Linked DNA regions of Homo sapiens: region 1 is linked to region 2. Evidence: chromatin loops called from intact Hi-C (ENCODE). Cell type or tissue: PC-3. All regions are shown on one strand. Links, peaks and the distances in the headings refer to the core of each region. The heading gives the core; the rest is flanking DNA. Region 1 has its middle 4.4 kb from the start of GLUD2. Region 2 has its middle 74 kb from the start of GLUD2.

What was found. Peaks named below come from ENCODE experiments on the same cell type or tissue, not always from the same donor. Only the 100,000 strongest peaks of a DNase experiment are listed, where the experiment ranks them.
Region 1: it touches region 2 in a loop (4-fold over the local background); 1 of 110 quality-filtered maps calls a loop at or near these places.

The regions. Positions count from the first base shown.
Region 1 is chrX:121,050,583-121,053,502 of GRCh38, forward strand. No RefSeq gene overlaps it. Among named protein-coding and RNA genes, the nearest start is that of GLUD2, 4.4 kb to the left of the region's middle. In PC-3, for the core only: no CTCF peak of the experiment used is centred there; a DNase peak (open chromatin) is centred at 1,729; H3K27ac peaks cover 933 bases.
Region 2 is chrX:121,120,207-121,123,126 of GRCh38, forward strand. No RefSeq gene overlaps it. Among named protein-coding and RNA genes, the nearest start is that of GLUD2, 74 kb to the left of the region's middle. In PC-3, for the core only: no CTCF peak of the experiment used is centred there; DNase peaks (open chromatin) are centred at 1,185 and 1,755; H3K4me3 peaks cover 300 bases; H3K27ac peaks cover 2,500 bases.

The DNA.
Region 1 (2,920 bases), core at 190-2,689, 70 kb before region 2:
CAGTTATTAAAAGTCTACATTTTTTTTTAAAAAAAGAATAGAACAAATAATGGGAGCATTGGGTTGACCTTTGCAAATTATCTAGTTTTATTTACCTATTTTACACAGGAGAAGACTGAGAGAAGGGAGGAGTAGCTTGCTGTAGTTCAGACAGCAACTTATTTCAAAGCTGGTGCTAAAACCTAGAGTGAACTGGTACTTCTCCATTTCTGAAGGAAATGCAGAAGAAACAGAAGCAGAAAGACAACATTTTGGCCTGGACATATTTAACTTAAAGATGACTCCATTTTTGAACTTTATTTCTTGGAATAGAGTATCTTCTAAATTTAAACTGATCCAACTTTCACAAAATTGGGCAGTTAGAAGTCACAGAGGGAATTAGCAGCTGTTGTTATAAGAAAAAGCAAAGGGATTGTTGCCAGACTTCATAAATCTTGGCATATTTGAGAAAAATGTCCCAATTTGTTACATATGCTCATTCATGTGTGTAAACCTTTGGTTATAGTGCTTTGTCAATATAAATATGTTTTACATTATAAATTGGTCTGAGTGCTGGATTTCATGTTTATTATCCCTTAGAACCCCACTTTCTTTTGCTCTTCTTCTCGGGCTTTCTTTGCTTTATTTCTCCCACTCTTTTCTTCTTTTTTTTAGTGTACAAGCAGTGAAGGGTGCAGATCATGGATAGAGCTTTCAAGAAGTTTGTTCTAGTTCTTCTCCTGAAACTGGACCTCCCTCCTAGCTTGGTAACAACTACCTTATGGTCTCCACCTTGGACAGAGGTTTTTTGTTTGTTTGTTTGTTTGTTTTTGTTTTTTTTTTTGAGACGTAGTCTTGCCCTGTCACCTAGGCTGGAGTGCAATGGCGCCATCTCAGCTCACTGCAACCTCTGCCTCCCGGGTTCAAGCGATTCTCCTGCCTCAGCCTCCTGAGTAGCTGGGATTACAGGCGCACGCCACCATGCCGGCTAATTTTTGTATTTTTAGTAGAGACAGGGTTTCACCATGTTGGGCAGGCTGGTCTCGAACTCCTGACCTCATGATCCACCTGCCTCGGCCTCCCAAAGTGCTGGGATTACAGGCGTGAGCCACCATGCCTGGCTGGCCAGAGTTTTAAGAGCAAATCATATAAACTATTCTTCAGTGTAATAGAAAAGTAAATGGTATTTTTTTTTTTTTTTTAAAAAGGGAAACCAGGAAAAAGCAGTTTGAAGCCCAAAGTGAGGAAGTAACACAGCAATTCTCAAAGCTGGCTAGGTAGGGACTTTTTTCATATAGAAATAATCAGTAAACAGGCTGGGCGCGGTGGCTCATGCCTGTAATCCCAGCACTTTGGGAGGCTGAGGTGGGTGGATCCCTAGGTCAGGAGTTCAAGATCAATCTGGTCAAGATGGTGAAACCCCGTCTGTACTAAAAATACAAAAAAAAAACAAAAAAAAACTAGCTGGGCATGGTGGTGGGCGCCTGTAATCCCAGCTACTCAGGAGGCTGAGGCAGAGAATTGCTTAAACCCAGGAGGCGGAACTCCATCTCAAAAAAAAAAAAATCAGTAAACAGAAGTATATGTCCTGAAAAAGTAGTGTACAAGCATAAAGACATCATTAGTTAAACACTGGTTTATTCACTCAGGTTTTAGCACAATCAACTTCTCTGAGAAATTGGGAGATTTCAATGAGAGATTTCAGTAAGGACCGTGTTTGCTCTGTAAATGGACTCATCTCCGAGTTGCTTGCTCTGTGTCACAGTCATACCCCATAAAGAGTGAGTCAACAGGCATGCTGAAGCAGCAACAGACCAATGAGAAAAGGGAAGAAATCTGGGATTTAAGGGGCATGGAAAGATCCTGAAATATTTTTTCTATTGGTCTTTCCTAGCATAAGAAACATCAATTGTTAATCATTCCTTTGGTCTAGGCAGTACTTTTAAAACTTATTTTTAACCAGATAAATGGTTTGATTTGTCAAATGAAATCTTGTATGGAAACCCAATGTAGAAAACAGATGAAAACAGAGCTTCTCTGGCTGAAGCATCTCCACAAATCACAATTTGGAAAACATTCAGCTAAGGCATTGATGACTCCTTTGAAATGCATACTACCTGGGAAGTAGAACATACTAAGAACACTTTTGGGAAAATTAAGTAAGTCACATGTTAAAATACTGTATTAGCTTCTGGGAACTGTACTTTAAGCAGGACATAGAAAACCTGAGACTCATCCAGAGTAGGATTTCCAGGTTTCAGTGTTTCGTAGAGCAAGTGAAATTTGAAGTCAGAAGACTTTAATTCAAGTTTTGCCCCTGCTGTTTAGCACTTATGTGACCTTAGACAATTAGTCTCTGTGAGACGCAGCTTCCTTATCTGTACAATGGGGGTAATAATATCAATATCTAACAGGATTTTGAGGATTGAAAATAAATAATTAACTTTATCAAATGTAAAGTGCTGTATAATTTTTAATTTACTGATGAGTCTGGAAAACATGTGAGATGAGCCAAAAAGTGAAGGAACCAGATATATTTTAAGGAATAAAGATTTCTGGACACATGTGATAATTATCTTTGAAAATTTTAAGGTCTGATATGTGGAAAAATTAAGTTTGCTTTGTTTGTTCCTGATGGCACTGTGACCAATGTGTGGATGTGTCATGAGGGAGCATATTGGCTCAACATAAGAAAGGATTTTATAATTTCAAATAAAAGGGAGCACCACGAGTTATAGAAAACCTTGTCGTTGTAATTTTAGAGAGATTGCTGGGAGTCTACCTATTTGGGTTGCAGAATAAAGCATTTCTGCATTGAACAAGATGTAGTGACTTCAAAAGCCTGAGATTATTAATCCTCTTTTCCTTCTCCTTTTATTATATATCTTACAATTTTTTGACTGCTCAGTATCTATCCCTTCTTCTTCTGATAACAGCAGAA
Region 2 (2,920 bases), core at 245-2,744:
TTTTGAGGGCCCCGGCCAGGTTCAGTGCCTCACACTAGCACTTTGGAAGGCCGAGGAGAGTGGATCGCCTGAGGTCAGGAGTTCAAGACCAGCCTGGCCAACATGGCGAAACCCCGTCTCTATTAAAAGTACAAAAATTAGCTGGGCATGGTGGTGGGCGCTTGTAATCCCAGCTACTCAGGAGGCCGAGGCAGGAGAATTGCTTGGACCCGGAGGGTGGAGGTTGCAGTGAGCCAAGATCGTGCCACTTCACTCCATCCTGGGTGTAAGAGTGAAACTCCGTCTCGGAAAAAAAAAAATTTGAGGGCCCCTCATGTGTGCATATGCATATACACACAAATATATATATGCATGTATGTGCATATTATTTTGAAATCTCTATCTTTAGCTCCTATCTCTTTCCTGAGTATCATAACTCATCTCAAATGTCTCCTCAGCAGCTCAACTTGGATGTCCCACCTCAAACCTGGACTCATCTTTTTTCCACAATACCTCCTCTCTCTTATTTTTAGCATCTCTATGAAGGGTACCACCATCCACAGAACTGCTTACATCAGAAATGTGGGAGTTATTATTTACTGCTCTCTTTTATCTCCACAATAGATCTCTTACCAAGTTCTATTGATTCTACCTCTAATGGTATCCTGAGGGTGGAGTGGGTTGTGGAGAGTGAGGAGTGATTGTTAATAGGTGCAGGGTTTCTTTAGGAGATGATGAAATAATTCTGAAATTAGATCATGGTGATGATTGCAAATCCTTGTAAATTTTCTAAAAAAAAACACTTTAAAAAGCTGAATTTTGTGACATGTGAACTACGTCTCAAAAAGCTATTTAAAAATTACTATATTTCAATAACTCTGAGATTTTGTCTTAGACCTGTCAGCAGGATGTAACCTTTTTTTTAAATACTATGTTTTAAAAAAACTGGTGAAAGAACATACTCCTGCTTATTTGATCTCCTGTTAATATCTGGCTGAGGTGGCCTCTGTCCTTCCCACTTCATTGTGTTCTCTGGTTGCTGGGCTGACTCATTTAATCAAAATAAAATCTTGGCCCAGTCACGATCATTTTTCTATCTTCATCTTAATAATAATGATAATAAAAATATTTTATATTTATTGCAGGTTTGCCATGTGCCAAGTACATTTTTCAGTTAACCCTTACAAAAATCTAATGAGTCAGGTACTATTACTATCTCTTTTATCCAAATAAGGAAATTTGCTCATAAAGGTTAAGTGATTTCCTAAGATCAAGCAGATATAAATAAGTGATGGAGCCAATATTGAAACCGAGGTCTATCTGACGTCAATGTCCCCACATTCTCCTTCTTTCTTCCTCCTCCTTCCCCTAGGCCTCCTCTTCCCCTCTCTTCACATATATTAGCTTTTTCATAACACAAAGAAGAAAACAAATAAATAAAACACTCATAATTCACCTCCTAAATAACCCCTGTTAGCATAAAAAGGGCAATATATGTAGAAAGTTTGAAAGAAAGTTGAAAATCCAGATAGCGCAGAAAAGTACAAAGTGCAAAAGAGAAATTTTCTCTGTCCCCCCTCAAATATCTCTTCCCAACGTGTACCACTGTTAGGAGTTTCTAGTAGTTTCTTCCAACATCCATTTTTTCTTTTTTATTTCTAATTAGTATTCCATGGTATGGATATACCACAAGTTTGTTTAATCATTCATCCTCTGAAGGGCATCTGGCATGATTCAGTTTGTGGCCATTACAAATAAAGCTGCTATTAACATTTGTGTACAGATTCATAAGTTTTCATTTCTCTGGGAAAAATGCCCAGGAGTGCAATTGCTAGGTCATCTGGAAGTAGCACGGTTAGATTTTTTTTTTTTTTTGAAACAGAGTTTCGCTCTGTAGCCCAGGCTAGTGTGCAGTGGCGCAATCTCGGCTCACTGCAAGCTCCGCCTCCTGGGTTCACGCAGTTCTCCTGCCTCAGCCTCCCGAGTAGCTGGGACTACAGGCGCCCGCCACCGTGCCCAGCTAATTTTTTTGTATTTTTAGTAGAGATGGGGTTCCACCGTGTTAGCCAGGATGGTCTCCATCTCCTGACCTCGTGATCCACCCGCCTCGGCCTCCCAGAGTGCTGGGATTACAGGCGTGAGCCACTGTGCCTGGCCTAGCATGGTTAGATTTTTAAGGAACTGCCAAGCTTTTGCAGAATAGAGCTACCATATTGTGAGATTATTACCTCATTTTTTTTGAAAAGCACATGAATAGTATTTCAGTTTTCATAAAATTGAGTTTCTTCATATGTATACATTCTTTAACCATTTAATGTTCCCGCAAGCAATGTATGAGTCATCCAGTTTCTTCACATCCTCTCTAGCATTTGTTGTTGTCATTATTTTTCATTTTAGCTATTCTCAGAGGTGTATAGTGATATTTTGTGGTTTTGTTTTGGATGTCTCTGATAGCTAATGATGCTGAGCATATTTTCATGTGCTTATTTGCGATCCGTATATCCTTTTTGGGGAAATGTCATTTGTCTGTTTTCTAACTGGATTGTTTCCATTGATTGACTGATTGATTGATTGTTGGAGTCTCGCTCTGTCACCCAGGCTGGAGTGCAGCAGCACGATCTCGGCTCACTGCAACCTCCGCCTCCCGGGTTCAAGCTATTCTCCTGCCTCAGCCTCCCAAGTAGCTGTGATTACACGTGCCTGCCACCATGCCTGGCTAATTTTTTGTATTTTTAGTAGAGATGAGGTTTCACCATGGCTAGACTGGTTTCAAACTCCTGACCTCAAGTGATCCACCTGCCTTGGATTCCCAAAGTGAGCCACTGCGCCTGGCCTCCTTTTATATTTTTACTGTAGAGCTTTGAGAATTCTTTGTATATTCTAGATACTTCTACTCCATTATCAGATATGTCCAATTTCTCTAGCACCATTTGTTATGAAA